Regions from separate parts of the Mus musculus genome. Here region 2 is linked to region 1. A link is a loop called in an ENCODE intact Hi-C map of the cell type or tissue named here. Cell type or tissue: heart. All regions are shown on one strand. Each heading gives the region's core, and the rest is flanking DNA. Links, peaks and the distances in the headings are about the cores only. Region 1 overlaps Enah (ENAH actin regulator). Region 2 overlaps Enah (ENAH actin regulator).

Region 1 (15,926 bases), core at 5,237-7,736:
TGCAATAGAACCCTCTGGGGGATACACCAAGCCTGCCAACCCTCTGCTTCTGCAAAGGGCCTGAGGCTACCTACCCTAAAGGTCTAATACAGAGAGCTCAATACAGGAGAAGTGGAAATGAAAAAGGGATCTTAGGGCAGGAGTGCTCCAGGGAAAACTCAGGGATGATTTATCTATTAAACAGATCTCCATGTCTCTAGGAAAATATCTCATATTTACCCCAGGGAAGATGAAACAGTCAAGTGCTCCTAGTGAAGTTTAAGATGAATGTAGAAGTACTAGGATCCCTAAATATTAGAAAACACCTATAATACAGTACTTACTGCAAACGATCTAAAACCTAAGTTTAATATGGACATCTCCCATACTAAATTCCAACTAAGGCCCAGGATTTAAAAAAACAAAATCCTTCATTTTAATGTTCTAAATAATAATAATAATAATAATAATAATAATAATGATAATGATAATGATAATGATAATAATAATAATACAACCCCAAATAGCACTTTGGCATAGAGACGCTCAATCATGAAATCCATAGGACCCAGCCACTCTTCTAGGCAGGCAAAGTTGCTCTGCACTCCTCAGAATGACCAGTAGTCAGCAGCAGAAGTGAAGCCTTACCCTGTGGGGTTGGCGACTCGGCCGGCTGAGAGGCTGCCTGCAAGCCTGGCTCGGAAGCAGAGGAGTCTCCCAGCTCAGGATTTAGAGGGGTCTCCGCAGAGGCAGGGGCAGCTGCAGAGGGAGAAGGGAGAACACTGGGCTTGGATGAGGGAGTTGAGGCAAGAGGGGTGCCTGGAGGAGGAGAAGCCTGTGATCCACAGTGTGAGAGTGAGGCGAGGGGAGGCAGCGGCGGCGGTGGCAGCGGCGGTGGTGGTGGCGGCGGCGGTGGCGGTGGCGGTGGCGGCGGAGGTGGCGCTGCTGGCCCTGAGGTAGGCGGTGGAGACACTGGGTATGTTACAGAGTCTAGCGACCCATTGGGTGCTGTTGGTGACGGAGGCATTTGGGGCACAGGAGAGGAGACACAAACGGGAAGGACAGGCCGTGGGCCAGTAGCTTTGCCAGGGGGGCTGCTAATCATTATTGGAGGAGATGGAGGGAGGGGCGAGAAATTGGAAGTAGGCCAGGCACAGGACTTCGCAGCTGGAGGCTGAGAAGAGGGTGTGTTCACAGGAGAAGAAGGTCGAGAGTTTTTGTTGAGAGGACGAGGAACTGTAGCGTAATGGGGAAGAACAGGGTGGAAGGCTGAACCTAGAGATGTTGCAAAACGTGTCGCTGCGTGTCTCAGTGGTGGTGTAGGGGGTGTGGAAGTAGGTGGCAAAGCAGTCACTACAGCGTAATCAGGAGTGGCGTCTGACACCGGAGCTGAGATGACTTTAGCATATGATGGAGGAGGTGCCGAAGGCGGCTGGCAACTGGAATACTCAGGAAGTGGAGCACTAGACAGGGAGCTGTCTGAAGATGGAGCTGGACATAAGGTGGAAAGCAGCGGCAAAGACAGGATAAAAAAGGAGAGAGAAAAAGGGAGCCAGTGAAGCCCGAGACCAGCATCAGACAAAACGCACAAACGTGGATGACAGTTAGCACCAGGGGATTAGGCAAATAACTGTCTCCACTGGAGAAAACTTAACTTGTAAGCACATTTCGAAACCCAAAAGAGGATGAAATAAGTTCTTTTAAATATGTGGATTAATAATTTATCCTCTACAAGGATAGTAACAGTCTTAATGTTTATTACTTAGTCCACTAAAAACTGCATCAAAATTATTATAAACAGCAGAATAAACCGAGTTGTGGTTTCAAACCTGGCGAAATGTTTACTACGATGGGAAAGGAATGCCCAACTCAGTGTCTTATTTTTGGACATCTCTACCTTCTTAGCCATAACTCCAGACAATTATGCAGTTAAGAACAATAAATTAACCAATACTGAACCGGCATTGGCCTCTCATATAGCTCAAGATTAAAATTCTTTGATAAATATTAACCATCTTAAATGTTTATACTATATCATAATCCTCTATGACACTATAAATTCCATCAGACTGTGATTTTCTTCATCATACCAGAAAATGTTTAAATAACCGGTTATTTTTGAGAATATTTTTAATCTATTTTAATTTTTCCTTCAGAAATCTAACTATAACCAAGCTAACTTCTTGTTGTACGTAGCATAATACATACAGTATGTGATAATTTTAAGCAATGGCACAAGGGAAATATCTTCCAAGATCATTATAAATTTTTTTTTGCATAAAAACATTCACACTTTATAGCTGAATTTTAGGGCGTTAAGAAAAATTAAAACGACAGACTAAAAATTCCCAAGGGCTTCCTTTTAGTTTCTAAGCAATAAAAGGAACACTGAAGCAATATTTGTTGAGCATTTATCCTAACTACAAACTGTACTGCTTATTCCCAAGCACCGCACATGGGAAGTATCGCCACTGACAGCTGCAGGAGCCTTGGCCCATCTCGGCTGTAGGAGGTGCGCGTGTCGCGCATGCGCGTCTGCAGACTCCTTACCAGCATTGGACATTCTGCGCTCTCGCTCCCACTCCACTTGCTCCCGCTCCAGCTGCTCCAGGCGCTCTCGCTCCCGCTCCTGCCTCTCTCGCTCCAGGCGCTCCAGCCTCTCCCTCTCCAGCCGCTCCACGTGCTCCCTTTCCTGCCGCTGCCGCTCCAGCTGCTCTTGTTCCAGGCGCTCCCTCTCTAGCCTCTCTCGTTCTAGTCGTTCTCTCTCCAACCTTTCCCTCTCCATTCTTTCCCTCTCCAGTTCCTTCTGTCGCTGCTGTTCTTGCAGTTGCCTGAAATTAAACATTGGACGAATAAAAATATGCACTTATGGCTATACATCACTACAGTGAGTGGATGTTCACCTCACGTCTGATTCAGACAGACGCAGAACACGCTGTCACTACTTCCCCACTTAGGAAAGCTTCCTTACAGATATATAAAATCTGTATAGTCAGGATATAAAAAAATTGTATTTTATTCCAATGGGACTAGTAAGCTCTTAACATGGGTTCAATCAACACAATTTATGAGAATAGAGTTGCAAATAAACCTACCACTTTGATGGCCAAGTCATTATATTAATCAGATGATGAAATAATTATAAAGTGAAGTATAATCTCCTTTTCTTTCTTTCTTTCTTTTTTTTTTTTAAAAGATTTATTTATTTATTTATTTATTTATTTATTTATTTATTTATTATATGTAAGTACACTGTAGCTGTCTTCAGACACCCCAGAAGAGGGCATCAGATCTCATTACAGATGGTTGTGAGCCACCATGTGGTTGCTGGGATTTGAACTCAGGACCTTCGGAAGAGCCAGTCAGTGCTCTTAACCACTGAGCCATCTCTCCAGCCCTTCTTTCTTTCTTTTTCTTTTTTTCGAGACAGGGTTTCTCTGTGTAGCCCTGGCTGTTCTGGAACTCACTCTGTAGACCAGGCTGGCCTCAAACTCAGAAATCTGCCTGCCTCTGCCTCCCAAGTGCTGGGATTAAAGGCGTGCGCCACCACACCCTGAGTAATCTCCTTTTCTTAAAAATGAAACATTTTAGCTGCACAAGTTATTTCAGAAAACACAATGATCATAGCCACAGCTAAATAAACATTTACTGAATTGAAAATAAACCGAGTTAAGTAAGAAATAAACTATACATTTTATATCCATAAGTAACTATAGTTATTTGGTACATATGTGTAGGCTTTTGCCTTATAATAACATACACATACAACTTTAAAATTCAAGCAAATCAGTACCATGTCACCATGACTCTGAAATCTGCCTTTTCTGATACAATACATACTGGAAAAATTACCCTAAAACTTTAGTTTGGCATCTTTAACTCCCACGAACACGTCAGCACCACTGCTTAGCTCTTGAGTTTAAGCAGTCTCCAGTGTAGGATATAATTTACCCTATTATTATTATTCATATTACAATAAACATTTATCTTACTAACCCTGAAACCTCCTCCAACTACTTCTAGGTGGACAGGCAGGCAATTCTAAAGATTCTTAATATATGGTTCTCTGGTATTTGAGGAAATTATCTAAAAAGCAGTTATCTTTCTTTATACATGTTCAACAGCATTTAGCTAATATTAAAGAAGATAACACAATAAAAGCTCTTTAAAATGTATAGTACTCCATAAAGTAGACTGTTGTATTGATGATCGTTCAGAAAAGCTTAGAACTGGAACCTTTTCTGGACCAACCATCCAGCTGGGCTCTGGTAAGACGAAGAGTTACATGAAACCCACAAACCCACAACAAAACCCACAAACAGAAAACAACAGTAAAATACTGGAAAAAGAACTTTCACCCGTCTAAGGCAGCTATAAAAACAAAAGGAAAAAGCCCATCCTTCAAATCAATTCTTTACATACCTCACTCAAAACAGCCTTTCTCTACACAATGTCCCGTTCACATATCAATGGCGAGTTAGGCAGGGACCAACTGCAGTACTTCTTTTGAGTCATTAAGAAACAGACTACTAATGAAATCACACTTTCAGGGTACATTTACTATAATATTTGATAATTTATCAGCTATACCAGTTTTGAGGGATAGCTATCAATGTGGTTATGCTGCAAAGACATTAGAAACATTAAGAAATTTTAAATCACGAAAAAAAAAAAAAAAACAGCACTCACCCTCAATAACACACATTTAATGAGGAAACTCAACTGAGGTTTGTATTAAAATTTTAGGCCTTTAAGTGCTAGGGATATGGCTCAGTGGTGAGCACTGGATGCTTGTGTGATGGTATGTGCCTGGTCTTATTGCAGCTAGTTATGTGGTTTGCCTGATGTCCTTGGGAGGCCAGCTCTTTTCTGATGAGAATTAGGGAATGGCTCTTGGGGAGATGGGAGGTAGGAAGGAGAACTAGGGAGGGAGGGAGGGAGAGAGGGAGGGAGGGAGGGAGGGAGAATGAAACTACAGTTAGGTTATACTATACCCTGAGATACCACACACACACACACACACACACACACACACACACACACACACACACACACACACAGAGCTATAGGAAAAAAATCAATGTCAGGGCGACACTAACATTAGATAATCACTGTCCACAGCTGAGCTACATGGTACTCTGACTGCACTGCATTCCTTTCTAATTGCTGGGCATTAAAAGACAAACAAAAACAAAAACAAAAAACCAGTAACTTTTACACGTGTTTCTCAAAGCATCATAATGCTTTAACACAAGCATAAGTAACTTTTGGTAGTCACCATAGGTGAGATAGGTATGGCTGAGTCTGGAAGCAGTCCTGAAATAATGACCCTTATAACTAGAATGTACTGACTTAAGAAGAGTTTTGCACATGCCAATATAATCTTAAAGGCTTCCAGCCAATAAAAGATAGAATGTGTACTAAGGAAAAGAGCAGGGCGCCAAAGAATATTTCCAAGTTTGCCGATAGATAACTCAAGTATGCAGTTGATACACTTAAGAGACTGATGTTTGAATAAAGCAGTGAATACTTTTAGCCAGGTCATTGAAAAGATGTCTATGTATATGGGAATGAAAACACCATCAAGAAATTTTCTGACTTACAAATTTGTGGTGGCATGAATAATTCCTACTTAAATTGAAAGGCTTACAAATCTGACCATAACATTTTAAGCTATAATGTGAGACATTTCCAAATCTTTTTAAGGAGTCTCCAAAATTATAAACGATGCTTTCCTTAGAGTCATCACTACCAGCTTGCATACAGAAAATGCAAGAAACCCTTCTTCTAGAGGTTGGTTACATCTGTCTGCTGGCTGCCAAGTAGTAAAACCATCTCCAGATTTTATTAACACACGTGTCTGAATTCCGAGCTGTGAGAAAATTCCAAGATGCTTGTTTTTTTTAAGTTAGATGTAACATTTTCAATCATTTGAATGTTCTTCAGAGAAAACAATTAACATACCTTTTCCAGAAACAAACATAAGTGAATACTATTATGGCCACTAAAGTATTTTAAATATATTAAGTAAAAACATAAAAGATATATATATCTATCTATCATTGAGGTATTTTCCCCCAAAACATCAGTCCCTAAAAGTAAACAAATGAAAACAAAAAACAAAAACCCAAAACCCACTACCATCACAACAACAAAATACTGGCCCACAACAAAATCAATATACATACAAATACATGTTTAGTTTATGTTTTTATGAAGACATAGTCTTGTGAGACATGCAAAATATAAATAAAATGTCAAGATATATTTTATTCACCTTTACCTAGGACAGTTTTTGGGTAAATATAAATTTCAATTTCATAAAATGAAGTGGGAGAACAAATCAGAAAAAAAAAAAGCATTCTGGTTGCTAACACTAAATAATGCTGATATGTCAAAATGTAAAAATTTGTATTTTTTTTAGTTAACTTTTCTGAGACAGGGTCTCACTATGAAGCCCCAGCTGGCTTTGAACTCACACAGACTCAACAGTTTCTGTCTCCCAAGTGCTGGGATTAAAGGTGTGTACTACTACAGCTGGTGTAGATACACACTTTTCATTGTCCTGTGTGGGCATTTCACCGCTCTACTAAAAAAAAAAAAAAAGAAGATAGTTGAAATTGAATATCACAAAACTCCTAAGACAAGAGCCAATACTTACAGCAGAATGCGATCGACTCTTGGTCCATCCTGCCTCTGGAGGATAATGGGAGTGCTGTACACTTTCATTACTCCAGGTCCTTAGTTCTGTGCTATAAAGGGGTTCTTATTCCCCTTTATAACTTGCAGGTAGTAGTGATGATTTGAAAGCTATTTTTAGATGTTAACTAAACTATCTTCTGTGTTGAGATGAATGTAGGACTGACTCATGTTTCTTAGAATATATTTTCCCATCACAGCCAAGGAAGCCAAATATTAATAATGAGTAGGAACCAGAAACTGACTTGATGAATCACACACACACACACACACACAGAAAATTGTATTATGATATAATAAAAGTATTAGGTCAACAAAGTAATATTTAAAATATCCAACAACTTTATGTTGACTACAACGTATAAAAGCCATACCTAGTTTTTAAAAGGGGATTATTATAGAGCATCTTAATAATGCTCACTACTCCTGATTTCTTCCTACAGAAGCAACTAAGTTTTAACATTCTTGAATTTATCTCAAGGTTCTGAACAGCAATTTCTTTACAAATATCTATACCCGACTTCTCATATTTAGATGTAACTCTTTTCCTACTTGATAAATTATTTAATTCCCACTATCTGGGTGGTCAGCAATTGAACCTGGGGCCTCCATGAGCTCTATCCCTGCGTTATACTCTAGCTCCTTACCTACTCTGGCTACCTCCCAATTTTTCTTTCTCCTTTCCCCTGCAGTATTGACACAGCATTTCATTCCCTGCCCATCCATCAGCTACTTTCCAAGGAAACTAACTTCCTATTTGTATCCTGAACACTAATACTTTCCTTGGCTTTCCCCACGTCAACCCTATGTATGCACCAATGCGCCACTCCAAGCTCTCCAGCAGAACTGCACACAACCCTCTTCATGTGGTTAAACGTGTCAAATGCTCAGGTTCCCCACCCACTCCTGTTTCCTCGTGAGAAACCAATCAGGAGCCCACGGGCTTCCTGACTCAGGCAAGCAGGCTGTTCCCAAGCTAGGCACAAACTTCTTTCTTTCAAGTTCAATTCCACTTTTCTTGGACCACAACAATGTTATACAGCTCTTGATTTCTTCCCTCATTTTAAGAGAACATTTAATAGCTTCTATGAAGCTGCTTAGAAAAGGAAACTAGATTTCAAAATAAACAGATACTACAGGCCCTGGCCCACACTAAGTAAGTACAAATATGTACTTATGTTTAAATACAAAATGTAAATGAGATATCAAAATACATTTCATTTTGCCTTGAATCTGGAATCCTCATCTTTGGCATCTAAGTGTTGACATTATAGTTCTGTGCCACTGTCCCTGGCTGAGAAGACAGTTTAAATTGGCCTTCCTCACAGCACATACCAGTATGAACAACGGGTAAGTACAAAAAAAAAAAAAAAAAAAAAAAAAGACCTTGGAGATGTAAATTCAATTTTCACTAGAAGAAGATTTACTCTAATGCCTCCCATATACGGCCATTAAGCACTAGAAATGTGGTTACTTAAAGAAGTATTTTTGAGTATAAAATAAACACTAAATTTTGGTAAGAAAAGCAGGATGTAAACTTTGCTAACATTTTTTTTTCCTAATTTAAATTTTATTTTATTTGCATTGGTGTTCTGCCTCCATGTATGTCTGTATTAGGGTGTCATATCCACTGGAACTTGAATTATAGCTAGTTGTAAACTGACATGTGGGTACTGAGATTTAAACCCAGGTCTTCTGGAAGAACAATCTGTGCTTTTAACTACTGAGCCATCTCTCCAGCCCCCTATTTTTTTTTCAAGACAGGGTTTCTTTATGTCCCAGAACTTATTCTGTAGACCAGGCTGGCCTTGAACTCAAGAGATCTGCCTGCCTCTGCCTCCTGAGTGCTGAGATTAAAGGCTTTTAAGATCACTGCCCAGGGCAAACTGTAATTCTAAAAAAGAACTATTTATTTTTATTTTATGTGTATGGATGGGTGTTTTGCCTGCATGTACGTCTGTGTATCACATATGTACAGGGCCTACAAGGAGCATAAAAGAGCACTGAAGCCCCTGGCCCCCTAAGAACTGAAGTTACAGACAGCTTTCAGATGCTATGTGGGTGTTAGAAGAGCAACCGTTGCTCTTAACCACTGAGTCATCTCTCCAACGCATGTAAACTGTCTTAATAATTTCATAGTTCATACTGAAAGGGTAAGTGATACATGTGTTTGTGTGTGTGTGTGTATTCTAATTAAGAAAAATCCACCCCTAAATGAGGTATTATGCACTTGATTTTCGCTAAAAGGCAGAGAACGGATAAAACTATTATAATTTCAAGCCTACCTCTAGATTGTACTGAAATGACAGATAATGTTGCTATTTTTGTTTAACCACCATTAGCCATCAACAGATTATCTTGTATTTTCCTAACCCCATAAAGCCCTAAGATCAGAGCCTTATAGACTTACTTAGATAACACTTTGACTTTCTAGTTAAAATGGTCATATGAAAGTGATACTGGACACAGATATTTAGTATAAAAGAAGACTTCATGGGGCTGGGAGATGGCTCAGTTGGCAAAGTGCTTCCTATGCAAGGAGAAGGACTTAAAGAAAATCTAGGAATGTTACGTGCCCATGATCTGAATGGTGGGGCTGAGGATCTCGGAGCTCTGCGGTCATCTGGGTCACAGAATCAGTGAGCTCCAAGTTCAGTGAAAGATTGTTTCAAAAAATAGCGTGGAGAGCAAATGAAGACAGCCAATGTAGATTGACCTCTAACTTCTACATGCATGGGACATACAGGTGCACTTGGACACACACTCATACTGAAAAAAAGAAAAAGGCTTACTGAAGGGAACAGACCCCTGAGTCTTTTTAATATAGTTTTAGATGTATCACAAGTATGCTTTCTACAAAAAAAGCAGATAGAATGAAAAGTCACAATTTCAAAGACCTAAGGGCCCAATGTGTTGTTAGGTCCTTTGGGTCTGCTACAAAACCAGAAAGTGTAAACACATGGATTTACCTTCTCTGGATTTCCAGCTCTTCTTGGGATGGGCCATTTTGAACTTGAGCAGGTAGCTGTGAATTTTGTCTAGGCAATGTTGGCCCTACAAAGGGAGGAAACATTACAGATGAATATTACTATTCTACTAAGCTGGGTGGAGGAAATTAAACCATGAGAACAACATAAAACCATCACATATTAAAAAAAATGCATCTTCTTTTCATCTAGCAAAATAAAATATAAGCTTACATAACACACAGCAAATGAAAGACTGCAACATAATGCTGTCATCATCTCCAGAAGGCTTACTTCAAACAAATGGAAACACCAACAATAAAGGGAAAATAAACATTTATATATGAAGAGCTTGGTGAAACAAGTGTTCAATGAGCATCTGAATAGGCGCCCGAGCGAGCCTGACAGTTTCCGAGACAATGAGACATTTTGTTTGGGGTAATTATTCATGAGGTGGAGAGGAAAAACTTAAATGAAAGATCAGAATTTAAAAACTCACCTAAATAGAACACTGGAAATGAAAAACAGGAGAGAGAGAGTGTGAGAACCGCATACTAGACGGAAGTATGCTAATGCAGTTATCAAACCTGCCCACCTGAGCTGCCATTCCTGTTTAATGACCTGGCATTTCCAGGACTGGTGAAACAAACATTTGCTAAACTCTATAGTATTAACCTACTTAGCTGAATTTGTAATGTTCTAGGTCATCTTAACAACTTTTCATTTGGGGTAAGAAAGGCAGAGGGTTGGGGAGACCCTGTGTTTACACAAACACGGAACTGTCATGAGAAACCACTGACCATCCAGCCACTCCCAGCATCCATAGATAACGCAGACCCATTTTTATTATCTTAGACTGTCACTAAATTATGGGAAATCTTATTGTCACAGGATATAAAAATTAAGTGAGATCCTTGTTGCACCTAGTATAATATACAATGAGATGAACAATCTAAGGTTAAGCTAGAACGACCTTGAAATCTTCAAGAGTAAAAGCAAGAAAGTAAAGACAGTTTCTTTCCACCGTCTGAGAAGTGTCACTTGACTTCTCAGAGTTGTGTAGAGCACTACTATAAAAAGTAAGTGAGTCAGTGCCGTGTGTGTACTACATACAACATGCTGCTGTGCTGCGTGAGGGCCTGAGACTCAGTGCCGTGTGTACTACATACAACATGCTGCTGTGCTGCGTGAGGGCCTGACACTCAGTGCCGTGTGTACTACATACAACAAGCTGCTATGCTGCGTGAGGGCCCTGAGACTCAGTGCCGTGTGTACTACATACAACATGCTGCTGTGCTGCGTGAGGGCCTGACACTCAGTGCCGTGTGTACTACATACAACATGCTGCTGTGCTGTGTGAGGGCCTGAGACTCAGTGCCGTGTGTGTACTACAACATGCTGCTGTGCTGTGTGAGGGCCTGACACTCAGTGCCGTGTGTACTACAACATGCTGCTGTGCTGCGTGAGGACCATGGAAGCGGCTATTTCCCCTCGTGGAGCAGACCCACAGCCGGAAGCGAAGGTTCATCAGGATGTAAGACAGCACTGGCCCCTCCCAGTATGGAAAAGCAGGAAAATGATCTGAACTTACCTACTAAACTTCATCTCTTTACATGATTTTAGATTAGTCATTTAATTTGCCCTCTAATGACAAATTAGATGACAACTGCAGCAATGTATTTCATTAGATATAAGCCTGATACTTTGAGAACCAAATAAAGAAAATATAAAATCAACCCCATGTAATTAACAAGAAAAACCAAAAACACGTTTTAAAAGCAAACACACATATAAATGTTTACATAAATGAAAATATGTTGTCTAATAGAATGTTTAGAAAATTAACACAATGATGTTTTGAAAAACACTGCCATATTGGGCTGTACATTAATGTTTCCTATTTTATAGAGAAAAGATCCTTTTAGAAAAAAGTAGAGAGACACTGAGCTGGGAGGACAAATTTAAGAACATATAAAATTGGGAGGAGTATAATTTATATATCTATGCTTATAGTTATTTTATTTTAAAACTATAAAGTAAAAGAATTTGGTAAAACCAACTTAAAAGATCATTATGGCTCAGTTTAAAAATTATGTCTGAGTGTTTAAATGAAAACTTTGGCCAGTATAATGAAACAGCTGGAAATCGGGAGTCTAATTGTCATGCTCACATCTAGAGAAGGCATCGTATCTCAACCATCCTATCAATGAATTAAGCCTATACTTTTAGCTGAAATTTATATATTCAAGTCAAATATATTAAAATTTCAATTTAATCTTATTGATCTTACTAAACAATTTTGTTTGTTTGAATCTAGCTCTGGGCCCAGCATGGTAGTGTATGCCAGCATCTGGGAGGCACCCACAGGAGAATTTTGAGGTTAGGGTCACCGTGGGTTAAATATACTCTCAACAGAACAAAACTTCCAAAAAGCCCCTAAGAATCCTGATGTGACTCATAAAACAAACTTAATGTGGAAATTCACTACAGTGCACTCCTACCACATAAAAAGGAAAACTTCAAGGAATCCTTTAAGATGAGGATTTTAATCTAAGAATTAACTCCTGTAATTCTTTACTACATAGCTGTATGATAACAAGCCATCTGTTTATCCGGGCATTCTTAAAATCCCTCTTTGGCATTCTGTGACATCTACATTTAATCTGCTTGTTTTGTTTTCCTTCTTCACCAATATTGCCAAGTTGTAAAAATCCAGCATCCTGAAATATATATGCAATTATGCATAATTATAGAATACTATAATTATTAGATAAAAATTCTGGGTAAATTATAAACTAAAGGTACACAATTACATATTCCTTTTCATCAAACATTTTAAAGGGATATAAAATTAGTGAGCTGTATCAAAGGTGTTACAAAACAACAAAAAGCAGAGACTACGGTTAGCCAAGGTCATCAGTTGCTCTATTTTCTGATATGTATACTATTTTTTCAAATGGGCCATATTCCAAACTGAGTATCTGTCTTCTCATAAAATACAAAATAGATACTTTCACAACCATCTCAATGGGTAAATAGCATTTTATCAGTTATCGTTGTGAAGAAGAAAAAAGGGGGGTGGGGGTGGGGGGAGAAACAACCAAGGTGCAGAAATGGGGGATTCTGCTCTATCTAGCCCTCTGCCTGAGGGTCTGCCTGATAACCAGGCCTATGGCTAGTCCTAATATGCCCAGGCTAGGCAAAGGAAAGTTTGTGAATTACTGTTCCTAATAAAGACAGAGTAGCAATGTTGCGGATATGCATTCTATAAATGATAGAAATCTGATATGAACTTCTCTCCAATAAGAATGGCACTTCAGTCTTGCCTTCAATTCTGAGTTTTGGCCAAAGCGCATTTCACTTACTCTCCTCATTTTAATTCTCACAAGTCTAGGTAACAATTAGCCACAGACTAAAAACAGGACTAAAGGACAAGTAGGTGCTGTTATATACAATACAGCTAAACTTAAATTTAGCAATCAGATGGAAGACTGTATATAAATAAAAGGCCATTATAAAGGAAATCTGTGTTTTAAACCTGTTATTTTATGTTTTAAAAACTCCCCTTTGTTAATACGGTCAAATTCCTTTTTCCCCTTTAAAACTGGGTAAGCTATCATTCTACACGTGGATCTCAACCCGAAAAGCACGAAGTTACAGTATCAAGTGCATTTCCAAAATGAGCTGAAGAGAGGTATAACATCACACAAATATCAATGATTGCTCCTAGAGGCCCAGGAGAAGCCCGGGGTAAGACCAGACCAGAGATAACATTACTGATGTTAAGCCATCTGCAGTACTAAGCTGGAGTCTGGGGGCGAGGAGCAGAGATTTACAACTCGCCATAAAATAGGTGCTCACTGCTGTAACCACCAGCTAGAGCAGATCCAAAGGAAACTTACATGACCAGGAGATAAATTAGAATTTCCTCTTTTTTTTCCCTTATTATAACATGCTTATCTAATCCAAGCATAGAAACTTAAAAGCCAGAAACCATATCAACAATACTAAGAAGTCACACTAAAAATTCCGAGTTACATAGAAAAAGTACATACACTAGCTGAACTATTAATTCAAAATTTTTTGTAGCATACCATTTTATAATTTTCTCTTACGAAATAGTCTAGTCAAGGTAGGAGTCAAAAAGGCATATCATACGTGAATCAAAAAAATTAAAATAAGAAACACTTTATTTTGAAATTTGGGTTTCTAAACTAGGATGTTTCAGAATCAAATAGAAAAAAAGAATTCAAACAAAATGTATCTACATACTAATCTATATAAAAATTTCCCTGTGCAAAGATATATATATGTGTATATATATATAAAAGAAATTTATATATATATGAAATATATATACATATGATTGATCAGCTCTAGCATGGAGTGACTAAGTGATATACCTAATTTATTCATGCAAATAATACATGTATATAGATACATGTATATTTATTAGAGTGAGCATGACAGAAAATAATCTATAAACCTAAACTCACTTCTAAGGCACAGAAACTAAATAAAGCACGCTGTCCTCTGAAAGCAACGCACTGAGAGAGCAGGCTCCGTCTGCCTCTACAATCCGCACAGCTGGAACTACGTCGAGGGAAACAGAACTCCTTCCCAACAATGCACACTCACCTACTCAAGTCATGAGGAATGCATGCCTTTTCCTCCTAAATTAGACCAGATGTCTATTCACAAGAAAATTATAATTAAAAAAATAAATCTCTCTCATTTATATTGGAAGAGGTGAAAGAATATTTTAAGATTTTATTTCTAGTTAAATCCTCACAAATAAGCCAACTCAAAAGCTAACCCAAAATGACCTTCATGAACACAACAACTGTCACCACATTATGCAGAAGCCTGCTTCATATCTCAAATACCACAAACCAGACTATGGCCTAGAGAAACAAAAGTTATGGCTATGTGCAAGTAGTATGTACCACAGCTTGAAAAAGTAATGTAAACATAATGTTGCTTACCACAGAAAATACATCGCAAATTAGTGCTGTCCTGCGTAGCAGTAACCTTGCTCTGGGCTGCAACAGACACCTTGGTGTTAGACGCTTCGAAGGACAATAGGGCCATCTGAAGAACTTCGCATTAACTAAAAGGGGCTTTGAAATGTTCAAAATGTATTTATACATGCGTCCTAGCTAGATCCTCATTCTGGAAACTTGATGATTTTATAACTTAAATATTTCCTGAGCTATACAATCAAAGAATGCAACCTGCATTTTAAGACTGTATTTTTTTTTTAAAAACAATAGTGAAAATGAAGTATAGAGAGTTAAGATACATGGCTAACAGAATTAATTTCATGAGGTCTAACCTCCCATTTAGGAGAACTATAGTCAAAAAAAGTTCAGGGGAAATACTCAAGATTCATTTAATTAAGACTGGTCATTTATACCAGCTGGAGAAAAGCCCAAAAGTTATAAATAAAAAGATATATATGTACCCACTGATATGAGATTGTTTTATACTTAGCAATAACCAACAAGGTTTACAGAGACACACTCTATTACTATTTTTCCCTATATATACAACATAGTAAATAATAATAAATAAGTAAAAATTGTGTGGCCACAACCAGCCATTTAACCTACATGATTTATATTAAAGTTTAGTTTATCAGTGAAATAAATTCATAAATTCTTTTTTAAGAAGAAAAACTCAAAGAGAAAGTGGTAATTTCTGAAAAGAGAAATGCTTTATCCAAAATCAAGGTATTACTCAAAACTGGGATAAGAAATTTTTTTTCTTACTATTAATAACATGCAAAAGGTACATCAATAATAATTTTTCAGAAAACCCTTTTCATCAAGGAAAGATTTTCTTTTCTTATGGGTACTAAGAAAACAGTTAATGGCTCAAATGTATGTTGGTTTAAGGAAGACCATATTAAAGCAAACAAGACAGTATTTTAGATTTACCTAAAAGTATATTCTTTAAGATAATGCCTACTAAATGAAAAGTTTTAGTAAAATCAGAACCAAACCAATTTATATTCAAAGGCTTATCTTAATACAATAAGTCACAAAATTTTTCTTCATTTTTAGCAATAGACAACATAATCCAATGAACTCTTACTTTAAAGTATCAATACAGTAGGTATTTAAACACCAGTAGAAAAAATTGATAGGGCCAACTTGGCTAATTATTTTCACGCACCCATCTCTCAGCCAAGTGCATGCACAGTACGTAGAGCAGCCTTATAACCACAAGCATCCGAAGGCAAGCTCAACAAGAACGAGGTGATGCTAACGGAGATAAACA
Region 2 (15,926 bases), core at 8,287-10,786, 50 kb after region 1:
CACCTCTGACACCACTACTTGGAAGATGGAGGCCGTAGGACCAGGAGCTCAGGTACATATAGAGCTTGAGGCCAGCCTAGGTTACATGAAACTGTGCTAACAACAGCAGCTATAAAAATATCTTATTGCCTGTTTTTTGAGACAGGATCTCAACATGTAGTTCCAGGATATTCCTCCTGCTTTTGCCTCCCGACTGCCTGGATAAGCAGCCTGTACCACACACAATACCCACCTGAAATCATTCTTACTGGCACTCAAGTACAGGATCCGTAAAATTCAGTAAATACAAGTCAATAAAAAGAACCTGCTATTGTCAACAGCATGCCTAGAGAGAAAATATAAAACTAAGGAATATATACAATATTCTATTCTTAGAACCACAATTAAGGAGAAACTGGGATGGAATTTTTAAGCGTTCATGGAGAGAAAATGAAAACCTATCTATCAGAAGGAGGCAACAGCAGTAAGGTAGCGAGTGAGACTGACCGTGAACAGGATGTGACGGCCTCATGGGGCACATCCTGAGGAAGACCTACCCGGCCGGAGAGCAAGCCCCTCAGGACAGAAACACAGCAGATTTCTCCTGAAACCTTTCAACTTAAAAAAAAAAAACAAAACAAAAACCTATTTTTATCGCTGTGGCAAAATACATGACCAAAGCAACTGGAAAAGACTTCTTTTCCTCGTGGTTTGCTGCATTTATTACAGAGGAAGAAGCATAGAAGGTGGGACCACAACTGTCTGAGGGAGTGGGAGAAGACCCACTTAGGAAAATACTCAGCTCGCCTGCTTTCCCACTCATTCAGTCTGAGACCACGAGGATTCCCTTTTTAATGGTTTAATCTGGCGGTGGATGTGTAAATTGATGGCATTAGTGGGAACTACAAAACAGTCACTGGAGGGTGCCTTTAAAATGGGTAAATTTTGTGTCCTGCCTGTCTCAGCTTCCTGTTGGTCACAAAGTAATTTTTCTTCATGACATGCTTTCACTGTGATGCCCTGCCTCACTGTGCCCTGGCCCAGAATCAATGGAGCTCGGTGACCTTGGAATTAAATCTCTAAAATATAAACTTAGATTAAAACTCTGAAACATAAACCATTCTGTTTGTGTCAGGTATTCTGTCACAGTGATGAAAATCTAAAGAACACAAATGTGACCTTTAAATCTACTAGGCGAGTAGAAGGATATGGCTACCTATTTTTTTCAAAGATATTTTGACCAGTTCATTATAGAAAAGTAGTGACTAGAAAAGTTAAGATAAAATTCTAACTTAAAACCACAGAAGACCCTCTGAACAAGTGAAAAACAACAAAAAATTGAGAAGTGTATGACTGTGGTTACATCTACTACCCTAACTAAAGACCTACTATGTATTGGGCTGGCAAGATGGCTCAGCAGGCAAGAGCACTGGCTGCTCTTCCAAAGGTCCTGAGTTCAAATCCCAGCAACCACATGGTGGCTCACAACCATCTGTAATGAAATCTGTCATTCTCTTTTGGTGTGTATGAAGATGGCTACAGTGTACTTATATATAATAATAAGTACATCTTTGACTCAGAGTGAGCAGGGACTCAACGAGCAGAGTTGACCGGAGCGAGCAGAGATCCTAAATACAATTCTCAACAACCACATGAAGGCTCATACCATAAAAATAAATATATAAATCTAAAAAGAAAAAAAATCTATGTATTACTGAATGGTTGTATTAACTGGGAATTTATTCTATCACTCTGAATAAAATGCTTCGTTATAAAGATTTAAATGCAAAAAGAACACTTTAAACTCATGATTGAATTTTAGATGGCTAGAGCTGACAGACATAACATTAGAATACAGACTATTTTCCTATGTGTGGCTTTCCTACAGCTGTACAATTTACACTACAACCTGAGCCCAAAACTATTGTAGGAAATGTAAAAGGCCAACACACAGTAAACGCCAATATAGCCATTTATCTTGTTTTATAACTACCATAAATGAGCCAGCTACCAAATGCTGCACTTAAATCAGTTGTTGGGACAAGACTCTTTATAAACTTATTATCTCACAAAAAGGCTAAAGTAGAATATATAGGTAAACTAGTCACATATCTTTAATTTGTATTGTTAAATTAAGAGTCTCCTCAGCTGTTTTTCATGAAAAATCAAACCAAGTTATCTGTGTTCATTTATATGAGACAGATGATGAGTCCCAAAAGAGGGACTCAAATAGATATTTACATAGCCAATTCACAGCAGCTTTGTTCAAAAACAAATACCTCAAATAGAGATGAGCAGAGAACCAAAAGGTGATACATACATACAACGGTTTATTCAAGCCTTTAAAAGAAAATAAATTTTGTTGTAATGCTGTATCTCGGGTGAACCTTGAGGACATTATACTATACGAAACAAGCGGGGATCAAAGGGACAAATACTATATGATTCCATTTACAATGGGTTCCCAAAACACATAAAGTCAGAGGCATAAAGCAGTATGGTGGCTGCCAGGGGCTGGGGAAAGAAGGAAAAGAATGGTGGCTTTTAATTGCATTCATTCGGTAAGGGGTGCATATCACAGACTTCCTGTAAGAGATCAAAGGACTACTTTCCACAGTTGGCTTCCTCCATATACGGGCCTTACAGGCTGGGCCATCTGAATGGCAGGGAATACTTGCCCTTCGTGGAGCGTTTGTGTCAAGGATGAAAAGGTTCTGTGGTGAATGCTGATGCTCGTTGTACAATAAGGTAATTTAACCAATGCCACCAAATTCTACAGTCTAAAGTGGTTAAGATGGCAAACTTTCTGTTGTGTATAATTTACCATATGCATATTAGCTTTAAATAGGGAGAAAATATAATAAATTTTATGGAGAAGCCGCATTTGTTTAAAACTTGTATTGCACTATCTTTAAGTTCATTTTCCTTTCTTTTTAAAACTCTGTGTTACATGGGCTGGAAAGATGGTTCAGAGACTAAGAGCACTGTCTGCTGCTCTTTCAGTGGTACCGTGCTCAATTCCCAGCAATCACAAGGTGGCTCAGGACCATGTGTACTAGGATCTGGTGCCCTTTTCTGGAGTCCGGGTGTATAAACAGATACAGCATGCATGCACACTAAGTAAATAACTACAGTCTCTCTCTCTCTCTCTCTCTCCACCCCCCTCACCCCCATCCTCAATTCATACTGTGTAGCTCCTAACTTCACTTCCAAGGGATTCTACCTTTTCTGGCCTCAGAGGCAACTAAATGCCCATAGATGTAAAAGAAACAATCTTCTAAAAAACTGAAGTCAACTGAAACGGCAAACAAAGGTGTCCACAACTAAAAGCAGCTGGAGGAGGAGAGGGGTCACTTCATCTTACACTGCCAGACCAAACCCATGACTGAAGGAAATCAGGGCAGGAACCTAGCACAAGAACCATGGAGGAACATTGCTTGCTGGCTCCGTCTCTGCCTTGCTTACTTGATGGATCAGCTTTCTCTCTCTCCCTCTCGGCTCCCTCTTTCCCTTCCCTGCTCCCTCTCTCCCTCCCCCAAACCCCATCTCTTTCTCCTTTCTAACTTTATTGTGTATGGGAATTTTGTCTGGATGTCTGTATGTTTATCATGTGTATTGTGTGCCTGGTGCCCACAGGGGCCAGAAGGGGAGGACGTCAGATCCCCTGTAACTGGGGAGCCACCCAATGGCAACTGAGTCCAGATCTTCTGCACGAGCGGCAGACCATCTTAACCACAAGCTGTCTTTTGAGGCCCCACAGCTAGTTTTTTTATGCAGCTCAGATCTACCTGCCAAAATGGTGCCACCCACAGAGAGGTGTACCCTCCGATATCAATCAGCAATCAAGACAATTCCTAACAGACATGGCCACAAGCCATTGTTGAGGTAATTCTTCAGCTGAGGTTCTCATACAACTCTAGGTATAGTCCTATTTCTAGAGGATCTGGGCTCTGAGCAGTGTAAGAATAAAGAAAGCTAGATGAGCGGTGAGCAGGAAGCCTGGGAGCGCTGCTTATGTGGTACATAGATAACGTGCTGAGTGGCTTGAATTCCACCCCTGGCTTCCCCTAATGATGGACTGAAACTCAGAACTGTAAATTGACCCTTTCCTTCCCTATGTTGCTTCCAGTCAGGATACTTGGCAAACATAAATGAAACTGCAACAGTTACAATAAAAAAATGACAAAGTAATTGTGTATCTTCATCTTCATAAAACAAAAGACCAAGGAGATGCATGCTTCATTTCTTATATTCACTCCAGTAAAACTTTCAACTTGAGGGACAGTGTGAAGGTACTTGACTTCTGAGTGTAGAGAATGGAGTCTGACCCCTAAACCTGTATTAAAAGGAAGGAAAGATCCAACCCCAGAAAGCTGTTCTTCAGCCAGCACAAGCACTCTATGGTATATGGATCCATGTTTACATGTGAACCCGCACACATACAATTAAAAAAATTAAACTGATGGAAGAAACAGTAAAGACGACAGTGATCAAGATTTGGTAAGTATTGTGTTGATTATGGCTTCACATTAAAGCCCAAAGACATCTACCACTAAGGCTTAAAGACAGCCATAGTCAAGGTTTCAAGCTAACACCTGCAGCAGACAGTATTTCCAGTCGACATTTTTCTCCTGTGCTCAAAAGCTACAGATAACTACTTGCTGTGTACTTATACACAAGTACTTTTGAGGCATTACACATTTTCCTACCCAACTTACGCCCTTAGCCTAACTGCTCCTTTCTCCCTATTTCCCTTTCGAGATGAAATATACCTATATCTCTTCCCCAGATAGAAATCTAAGTTCCCCACTCTGTTCCCGTGCAGTTATCTCCCATTAGTCACCAGCACCCAGATCTCTTCCACGCTGCCTCTATAGGGTTCCACTGCCACCACTTTAGTGGACTATTTCCTCCCTGGATTCTTATAAGAGCTCACAAAACAGCCTTCTAACCTCCAGCATCGCTCTGTAGAAGGCCCATAGTCAACACTTTCCAAACAAGATGTGTCTATTTTGTTTTTAAACAAGAGTTTTTATTGTTGCTGTCCCTGTGTATCTGCCATGTTTATGTATATGCTGGTATCTACATAGGCTAAAGGGTATCAGATCCTCTAGAAATAGGACTATAGTGGCTCATGTACTTAGTCCCAGCCCTTGGAAGGTAGAAGCAGGAGGTTCGGGAGATTAAGATTATGTTCAGCTACACAGTAAATCTGAGGTTAGCCTCGGCTAAATGACACCCTATCTCAAACAGACAAAACCAGAAAAAAAAATTATGACCCTATTCATAAATGTATACATAAAACATATAAATGATACACTTAAATATATGTATGTGTGCATGTGTATATACATGTATATAATACAAACACTAAATCACTTTAGTAGTATCTGTAGAAGCCAGAATAATGAATGGCTTTAATTCTGTGTAGAAAAGGAAGAATTGAGATCTATACTCCCAATATTTTCTGCAGTTAACATATTGATTTTGTAAATTTTTTTGATTTTGTAATTAAAAGTACAGAAATAAAACAACTGCTCTTCATGACATTACACCTTAAAGGTGATGTAATCTACCTGTTTTAAAGTTTTGCTCTTTACTAACTCATATTCCTACTGTGTCAAAGTCCCAAGTAATAGGATATATATATACATGAGCCAGTATCTAAGTTTTTAAATCAAAAGGTTTAATTTTGTTTTCAGTAGGTTTTATATAGACTGTTCACAGTAGAAATCTTTAGCAATGGTTGATGATAGTATTCTCTTCCATTGCTCATCTAAACTAAAAACATTAAATATTAAATGAACTTCAGTGGTCGACAAAGAATATGAACTTAAGCGGAAGTTAGTTTCAGTGTCAATTGTTATTTTCTGGTTGAATTAAATGATCTATAAAGCCTCTATAAGCTTCAACTTTCTGATTTCTAAAGTAGAGCAACAGTAGCATATCCTACAACTCACTTCAGAATAGAACTATGTACACAGAGCCTTCCAGGTACTTGTAAGGCTCTGAACACTCAAACTTAGGCACCCTGACCATTACTAGCAGAACCAACACTTTGGCAAATTGAGATAATAATTAATAACGAGTTTTAGAAGCACAGAAAGCACCCCGAAACACTCTTCAACATTTGCTCAGCTGCCAAATAACCCTCACGGTCCATGGCATGCTGTGAATTACCACCATTCCTTTAGTCAGATTAAGATCCTAGACTTCCCACTTTTTCACTTCTACTGAGTGGGTAACGAGTCTATGTAACTCTGATAAAGTCCGTCAAACTCTACTCACTACAGACCAGCAGCCTTATTCCTATCCACACTTCGGAACCCATCTTATGGTAAAGCTATTATAAGCTACAGTGATTATTTCTAAATCTGGGAATTCATGATGGCTTTGAAATTTCCCAGTGAACTATAAATGGCTGTTGGTTAGCACATCTCCATAACACTGGGATTCAAGTTTAACTTCTGGTTTCAATGATTGTAACAATACAGATCATGGAGCCAGGTGTGGTGGTCCCAGCAGGAAGGAGGCTGGAAAAGGAGAATTCTAACTTTGAGGCCAGCCTGAACTACATATATAGTGAGATTCTGCTTTCTGTTTCCTGTTTTTGGAGGGAAAAAACCCCCCCAACAAAAACAAAAAACAGACTATAAAGTCTTCAAACAAAATGAAATTGCTGTCAGTTATTAATGTGAATAAGGTAGAAGTATGTATAATAGTTAGCAGCATTGAATATTTAGTCCAACTAAATCAAAAACCAAACTTCCTATTGTTAAATACAACTGCTGGAAGAAAGTCTGGTTTTCCTGTTATCCCAAGGAAACTCTTAATTTTCCAAGAGTATTTCTTGGACACTGATGATTCCAGAGCAGATATTTATAGTCTGGCAAGTCCCTTTACATCTACTGGCTGCCAGCTCTGCTCAGAAGTACTTTATACATTGGGCAATTCTGTCCTAAAAAGCAAGCTATCTACTACAGCTGGGAAAACACATGCCTCACTTTCTTCCATAGACAGTTTCTCCATTAAGATGAGGAACCTGGTCCTTCCAATGAAGTTCAACATACTTGAGTTCCAAGAATTAGACTAGCTATGATAGTTAACATCCAACATAAATTCCAGAAAAGATTATTTGAAGATTAGAAAAAAACGAGACAGCACATACTCAACCAGGTCTAGACCATATTCAACAGCTCATTCCAGGAGCTGTGAAGAGCTAGCTTGTAGCAAACGAACTTCTAGAAGTTACTCGTTTAATATTAAAATCTCATTATCATTTTGTAATTTGCTCCATCATACAACCTGCTTTATTGTGAAGGTCTCCCCCATAAAGCGTGCAGTGAAACTGAACACTCCATGTGTGTAGCCCACATAGTCAATCTGGAGGCAGGGACAAGAACCCCAGTATGAAAACAAAAGAGCACCACAAAGAACAAGCATGACTGGAGGGAGCTCACACCTTAGGGAATGCTGGGTAGTAGGAAGTATAAAATGCTAATGCACTGCTCATGGGTCTGCCTCTGACAATGGAAAGAAGGGACAGTGAAGCGTGACTAAGAGGAGTCAGCAGCCTGTGATGTTCTGTTCTCACACAGGTAGTGCTTGGAAGTAATGACAGCACAGGACAACTGAAGACAAGCACTAGCTATATATAGCATTTGCAGCCAAATATAAACTGCTTGACAATCCTGAGGGTTTGCAGTTCCTTGCCCTGCGCTTCTATAAAACATTCAAACGAGATATAAGGCTCATTAGTACACTTTTTTTTCCAAGTTAACTTTTAAAAATAAGCGTAATACTGGGATTTACTGGTAATATCAACACAGGGGCTTATGATGAGGAGCTGCTTTCAGAGCAGACTGCCTGCTGGGATCTGCTGAAGTGACCTTTCCTTCCTTTTTTCCCCAGAGACAGGGTTTCTCTGTGTAGCTCTGGCTGTCCTGGAACTCACTCTAGAACAGGCTGGCCCTGAACTCAAAAATCCGCCTGCCTCTGCCTCCCAAGTGCTGGGATTAAAGGCGTGCGCCACCACTGCCCAGCTACCTTGTATTCTTATACACTATGAAAATACAAAAGTCCTCCTTTAAGTCTATCTTAGAAGCTGAAGTCAGAGTATGCAATAGTGTTAAAGCTAGAAATTCAGAGATGATATCACACACACACACACACACACACACACACACACACACACACACTTTCACAGCGGTAGCTCAAGCTAGCCTGAAACTTATTTATGTACCACAGGCTAGTCTCAAACTCACAACACTCCTCCCGCTTCAGCCTCCTGAATGCTAGGATTACACACAGACATTTCTGACCCACCCAACAGTCTTCTCTGGCATACTGCTAGGTTCAAAGTTTAAGGACAAACCGTTCTTGCATTTCAGCTGTCAACTGACAAACACATGTAATTTAAAAAAAAATTTTTAATGTGAGATTATCTTTAAGCAGGACCCCAAATCTGTTTCTGGGATTTAAAAGAAATTGTATCATTACAGCCTCCTGGGGCTGGAGAGATGGAGCAGTTGGAAAGAGCGTGCGCTGCTGCTCTGGAAGGACATGAGCTTGTTTCCTAGCACCCATGTGGTGGCTTACAACCATCTGTGACTTCATTTCCAAGGAATTCAAAACCCTTCTTCTGGCCTCCAAAGGTACCAAGCACACACATAATACACATATAAATATACAGGCACAACACTTATATACAAAAAATAAAACTGAATCAATCTTTTAAAAAAAACCATACTAAATTCTATTTTTTGCACTGGGTAACAAGCTTTCTTCACTGTGAGCTTGCTATTTCTAAATTAGCACTTCCTTTTCCAAATAAAGCCGCACGCACTTCACTCACTGTTTTCTTAACTATTACTGCTCCATTATATCCTTCAGTTCATAGCCAAGTAGTTTTCTTAGACTTCTCTTCCCCATACTGCATACTCAAGGAGGACCTCCAAGTACCACAAACACCCAGAGTACTCCTATGACAGCATCAGGCTCACTGTAACAGTGAACTCCTAGTGCAGAAGTGCATCCCCTCTATCTACACAATTAATACCTAAAGCACAGTCAGATACTTGCCGAAATGTCAAGCAAGCAAATGATCACATGGCCCAACAAGAACAGATAATCATTATTTTAGTCATTTAAAGTATTTAAGATTAGAAATATCCTCCCAAAAAAGTGCTAGTTTTAATATACTTCCCAAAGTCCACTTAATCTCAAAGAGAACTGTTAGGGTGGGGCATTTAAGAGTCACGAGGGCACTGTCCTCATGAATGGATTTGTGCCACTATTTTAGGAATATACCAAGTTGTGACTGTACTAGCTTCATGACAAAAGAAATCTACTTCCTTTAATCCCAGATCTCTGTGAGTTCGAGGACAGCCTGGTTTACAAAGTGAGTTCCAGAAGAGCCAAGGCTACACAAAGAAACCCCCCTTCTCAAGAAACAAAAGAGAAATCCACTCCCCACCACCCCCCCCCTCTTTTGCTGGAGAAGGGCACAGGAAGAAGGCCTTCACAGGATAGATGTGGGCCACTTAATCCTTGTCTTCTCAGCCTTCAGAACTGCAAGGAATTGTTCTGTGTAAATAATCCAAAATCAAGTATTCTATTACAGCAGCACAAAATAATTGCAACAAATAAGCAATTTTATAATTAAATGTCAGTGGTAAAAGTAAAAATTTTATTCATACAGACCTTTTGCCATAGGTATAGAATATAGAGTACTTTACTAAAAGTTTAATTAATGGAGCTTTAAAAACCATACAGTGGAAAAAAGGAAACATCTTCAATAAATGGTGCTGGTATAACTGGCAGTCTGCATGGAGAATGAAAATTGATCCATATTTATCACCTTGTACACAGCTCAAGTCCAAATGGATCAAGGACCTCCATATAAATCCAGATACACTGAATCTAATTGAAAAGAAAGTGGGGAAATAGTCTCCAACACATTGGCACAGGGAAAATTTTTCTGAACAGAAGGAACACCAATGGCTCAGGCTCTAAGATCAAAATTTGACAAATGGGACCTCATGAAACTGAAAAGCTTTTGTAAGGCAAAGGACACTGTCAATAAGACAAAATGGCAACCAACACATTGGAAAAAGATCTTCACTAACCCTACATCTGATATAGGGCTAATATCCAAAATATATAAAGAACTCAAGAAGTTAGACTACAAAACCCCAAATAACCCAATTTAAAAAAGGGGTATAGAGCTAAACAGAGGATTCTCAACAGAGCAATCACAAATAGCTGAGAGGCACTCAAAGAAGTATTCAACATCCTTAGTCATCAAGGAAATGCAAATCAAAACAACCCTGAGATTCCAACTTACACCAATTAGAATGGCTAAGATCAAAAACTCAAAGATGTGGAGAAAGAGGAACACTCCTCCATTGCTGGTGGGATTGCAAACTGGTACAACTCCTGGGAATATACATAAAAGATGCTCCACCATACCAAAAGGATATGTGCCCCACTATGTTCATTAGCAGCCTTATTTGTAGTAGCCAGAAGCTGGAAACATCCCAGATGTCCGCCAACTGAGGAATGGATACAGAAAATGTGGTTCACCTACACAATGCAATACTACTCGGCTATTAAGAATGAGGACATCATGAATTGTACAGGCAAATAGAAAATATCATCCTGAGTGAGATAACCCAGAACCAAAAGGACATGCATGGTACGTACTCACTGATAAGTAGCTATTAGCCCAAAAGTTCAGAATACCCATGATACAACTCACTGACCGTAGGAAGCTTAACAAGAAGGAAGGCCCAAATGTGAATACCTGAAACCCACTTAGAAGGGGGACAAAATAATCATGGAAGGCAAGAAACTGGGTGGAGAGGGGAGAGGCTAGGGGAAAAAGAGGGGCAGGATCAGGCATGGAGAGAAAAAGGAGGGACGCCCAGAGGACCAGGAGAATGAATCAAAATATTCAGCAGGGGAGAACCTCTAGAAAGACCCAGAGACTTGGGATGTGAAAGGCTACCAGGACTCAATGGGGATGACATTAGCCGAAATGTCCAACAGTAGAGAGAGAAAACCTGAAGAGACCACCTTCAGTAGATAGACATGGCCCTGAGTTGAGGCAGGGGGTACCCACCCATCTTCAAAGTTTTTAACCCAGAATTGTTCCTGTCTACTACAAATAAGGAAGTGTAGGGACAAAAATGGAGCAGAGACAGAAAGAAAGGCCCAACTTGGGATCCATCCAATGCACACACACCAAATCCTGACACTATTACTGAAGCCATATTGTGCATGCAGACAGGAGCCTGGCATGGCTGTCCTCAGAGAGCCTCTACCAGCAACTGAGACAAATGCATATACTTAAACCATTGGATTAAGGTCAGGCGGAGACCAATATGGAAGAGTTAGAGAAAGGACTGAAACCCCAGAGGAAGAACAACATTGTCAGCTAACCCAGGCCCCTCAGAGCTCTCAGAGACTAAGCCAAAAACCAAGGAGCATACATGGGCTGGTACATGGCCCCCGGCACATGTGTAGCTGAGGACTGCCTTGTATGGCCTCAGTGGGAGAGGATGCACCAAATCCTGTGGAAACTGGATGCCCCAGGGAAGAGGGATGCTAATGGGGAGGGTGAGTGGGCAGGCACTCTCAGTGGTTGGGGGGTGGTGGCGTGGAGAACTTGGGGAGGGGGCATCTGGAACGGGGGCGACTTTTAGAACGTAAATAAAATGATTTAATAAAGATAAAAAACAACAACAACAACAAAAAAAAAAAAACCCTATGTATCTAGGGGCTGAAGTTAAGAGCACTTATTCCTCTTCCAAGAGACTCCAGTTCAGTTCCCCATAGCCACATGGCGGTTCACAACTGCCTATAATTACATTTACAAGGGATCCAATGTTTTTTTTTTTTTCCTGCCCTCTGCAGGCATCAGGCACAACACATAAAATAAAAATAAAATACTAAATAAACCCACATATTTAACGAACATATAAAATTGACCCAGCTAAAGGCATAATAGGGGTGGGGAAATAGGAGTACTGAACACTGACTATGTAACAGTGCCCAAAATTTACTTGCTGCTTGAGAGCAACTCAGTCTATGTGCAATTAGGCATGCCACAAAGGATCCGATTCTACCAAAGAATGCGTGGAACTGAGTTGACTGACAGGAGTAGCTGGTCACACTCATTCTGATTCCCAATAAAAGGGAATACTCTCCCAACTTCCCAACAAACAACCTCAAGCCATTCTTCTCACTGCGCTTGGCCATTACACTCTCATGTCTAAAGCGAGACGGGCTCTACCCCGAACATGCTGAAGTATGGTGTTCACGCCCTTTAAGAATTTTCTTCTCATGCTGGCTTCTGCCCATCTGTAGCAGCTATCAGCTGGCACGGTATCCAAATCCAAATCCAAATGCTCAAAGCAACTCACATGCATCTCTAAGCAACAGCCGTGTAATCCTTATAGGACGTCTAAAAATATCGTCTAAAACGTTAAATGAGTTTCATCTAACATTTAGAAATATGACTGAACGAAATACAGTCAACTCAATTCATGTTAACAGAGTCATTTAGCAGAAGGCCACATTCAAAACGACGAGTAATCCAATTCATAAAAAGTAAAAATGTTTATAGGCTGAACTTTTATTTCAGGAGTGTCCTCTTTGTCTGAGGATACACAATACCTGTACTGTAAGGGTTGGGGTTTTTGTTTGTTTGTTTGCTTGTTCGTTCCGTGGTGCTGGGAACCTAAGGCTCCTTGCGTGCATGCTAAGCTCCCATCCCAGCTTTAAGCCTTATTTTTTCCTTACTAGCAGAGAAGCTATCTTTGGTGTAGGTTTAGAATGTAGAGTTCCTGACTATCTTGACTCAATCATGTGCCCTTCCACAACTTCTGTTGTTAAATGAGCTTTGTCTTTCTTTGGCTGACCTCATTAGCCATGAAGGCTGAAAAAGCTCATATCCTTTAATACTCTCTCCTGAACATCTCACCACTACTGAGATAGACAGCCGTGCCAAACACAACGTACATCTCATTAAAAACCCAATTTTCAGATACCCACCCACCCAAGAGATGGGCTAACAGACTGCCAGGCAATCACAGGACTGATTCTTCTATCAGTTGAACCTGGAGCTTGCTTGGCAATGAGGCGCTTACTGAGTTTGGCCCTCTCTGGTCTTTAAGCAAAATGATCCTGAAATACACAAGGTTCCTTACAGGACCAAAAATGCCACATGCAGCTCCAAGATGGCAGCAAAACTTACAAGGTATGTATGTAAATGCATCACTAGTGCCAAAGCATGTGTTTTTCCTCTAGTTTAACTCTATCCAAACAAAACTCAAATTATATAATAGAAAGATTATGAATAGTTCTAAAACATCCAGAGTAAGGTAACTACACTTTAAGTATGCAAAGGGGAGGGGGGAGGTCATGTTGTTTATACTTAAGGACAAGTATCTTATGGGCCTAATTTTAACACAGACAAACATAGAAAATCAGTTGGTAGTGTTTGCCAAGCATTCCCAAGCACTGGGTCAATCACCTAAGCATGGTAGCACATACAGATACCTATAACCTCAATGCACAGGAGATGAAGGCAGAAAGATCATAAATTCAGAGTCATCCTTGGCTACATACAGAGTCTGAGACCAGCCTGGGTACAAGCGAGCTCAATCACAAAAAAATAAATACACGAACAATAAGAAAAAAAAGGGGGGGGTAGCTGGAGAGATGGCTCAGCGGTAAAGAGCACTTGACTGCGCTTCCAGAGGTCCTGAGTTCAATTCCCAGCAACCACATGGTGGCTCACAACCATCTGTAATGGGATCTGGTGCCTTCTTCTGGTGTGTCTGAAGAGAGCCACAGTGTACTCACATACATAAGTAATAAATAAATCTTTTAAAAAAAACCCACTACTTGATGAATGTACATATGATTCTATGTGAATATATCCATTTCCCTGTAATAATCTTATAACCTGTAATTTTACATCCTAAAGATGTAAAATGTTTCAAAAACAAGTCTCTAACAAAGATGCTACACACTGATAAAAATGAAGACTACAACCTATTCATCACAAATATAACTCCAAAAATAATGTGTGTGTGTATATATATATATATATATATAGTGACTAACAATTGTCAAAGAAAATACAATTACCTTAATTTAATAATATGCCTAGAATTATTGATAGATCAAACATATAAATTAAAAGCAAAAGTATTAAGTCCTGAACAATAAAGACTCAAAAATATAGCCAGGCATGGCCGCTCATGCCTGAAATCCCAACACTCTAGAGGCTAAAACAGGAGGACAAAGTTCAAAGCTAGCCTAGGCTATTTTGAGTACAAGGCCAAACAGCCAGGAATACAAAAGGAAAACCTTCCTCACACTCTCATTCAAATTTTAAAAAGAGAAAAAGGAAAGGGAGAAGGGAGGGGTGGCAGAGAGGGAGAGAGGGAATGAGAGAGACAGGGAGAGAGGGAAGGCACCTAATCTCAGAACTAACTCAGGAGGCAGAGGCAAGAAGATCTCTGTGAGTTCCAAACTAGCCAGGTATACATAGTGAGGCTCTGTCTCAAAGAAAAAAGAAGGAAGGGACACACACAAGCCAGGTGTGGGGGCACAAGTGTTTAACTCCAACACTTGGTGAGGCAGAGGCAGGCAGATCTCTGTGAGTTCAAAGAACATTGTGCACAGGGAATTCCAGGACCTGCAGAGCTAAAAAGGAGAGATCCTGTCTCAATAAAAACCGAAGAATGACAAAATAAAAAGGTTAAAAGGTTAAAAGGTTAAAATTTAAAATTAATACAAAGTAAAGTCAAAGAAACAAAAACGAAGAAAATAACAAAAGAGCAGAAATCTGGACCAAAGAAACAAGTGAGAAGGTTAAAAATCAAATAAACAGAGCAAAACACCTGCTTCTTGGAGAATAATCTAGATAAAACTTCAGAAAGATTTATGAAGTAAGACCAAAAAGAAGGGAAGTAATTTAGTGTCTTAACTAAACACTAGTGACTTTGTTTTTCAATTAAGATTTATTTTATCCATTTAAGTGTTTTGCCCACATGTAAGTGTATGCACCGTGTGCATGCAATGTCTGCAGATTCAGGAAAGTGTGTCAGATCTCCTTGAACTGGCATTACATATGGTAGTGAGTCACAATGCAGACGCTGAGACTTGAGCCTGGGTCCTTCTGGAAGAGCAGCCAGTGCTCTTAACCACCAGGAAGGACATCTCTCCAGACACCACACCAATGATTTTGTAATCTAGATGAAATGACAAATTTAGTATAGAGTTTGAGTGAATTAAAAACAAAAAACAAAACAAACAAACAAAAAAAACCAGAACGACTGAAATAGCAGTGCCGAGCCCGCTGAGTGGTTGCGATGAGTAAAGTCCACTGTCCCGAACTATAGTTCATGGACAAGTAAGTAGTTATCCCTGAAGTTAAACGGTGGCAGATGTGTACAGGGAATACTGAGGGGCGGGTGGGGATGGCAGCCAGTGCGAAGCATCAGGGTGGTGGTCATCCAAGGAAACAGCGTCACCACGTTAAAAGCCTTGGAAAGAGTCTAACCAGTGTTCAGCAGTGTGTCCACACCCCCCACCCCATCCCAAAGGCCTGCTTGACTGTGATGGAGAACTGGGTCATGTACATTTTCATACGAAACTTTCTGCTAGATAAACTTTTGTGATATTCAGGGGGAAAAAAAAGACTGAAATAGTGAAATAGGTGACGTTCTTGAAAAGGGGGACCAACAAACAAACCAATCCTAACTAAACAATAAAATCGTTTTTATTGTTTAGCCAAAACTACAGAGTAAGGCTTGCTCAAAAAGAGTTCTGATCACAAGAAAGTTTGGACAGAAGGAGAGCTTAGTAGAGAAAGGGGCACAAAAAAGCAACAGTTTGGAGGGTGTGAGGTGGGGAGTGGAAAGATGACCTGA

The links. Hi-C counts contacts between places; a loop is a spot of excess contacts. Peaks named below come from ENCODE experiments on the same cell type or tissue, not always from the same donor. Only the 100,000 strongest peaks of a DNase experiment are listed, where the experiment ranks them.
Region 2: a loop joins it to region 1, with 1.9 times the contacts of the local background. A loop is called at or near these places in 5 of 42 quality-filtered maps.

What each region holds. Positions count from the first base shown.
Region 1 is chr1:181,921,031-181,936,956 of GRCm38, forward strand. It overlaps Enah (ENAH actin regulator), which reads right to left. Exons shown (of 15, transcript NM_010135.3): 4 at 14,630-14,686; 5 at 9,648-9,732; 6 at 2,530-2,810; 7 at 628-1,470. Among named protein-coding and RNA genes, the nearest start is that of Gm33669, 51 kb to the left of the region's middle. In heart, for the core only: no CTCF peak of the experiment used is centred there; no DNase peak of the experiment used is centred there.
Region 2 is chr1:181,968,166-181,984,091 of GRCm38, forward strand. The region is part of intron 1 of Enah (ENAH actin regulator); the gene reads right to left. It also overlaps the pseudogene Gm51706. Among named protein-coding and RNA genes, the nearest start is that of Enah, 44 kb to the right of the region's middle. In heart, for the core only: no CTCF peak of the experiment used is centred there; no DNase peak of the experiment used is centred there; H3K27ac peaks cover 668 bases.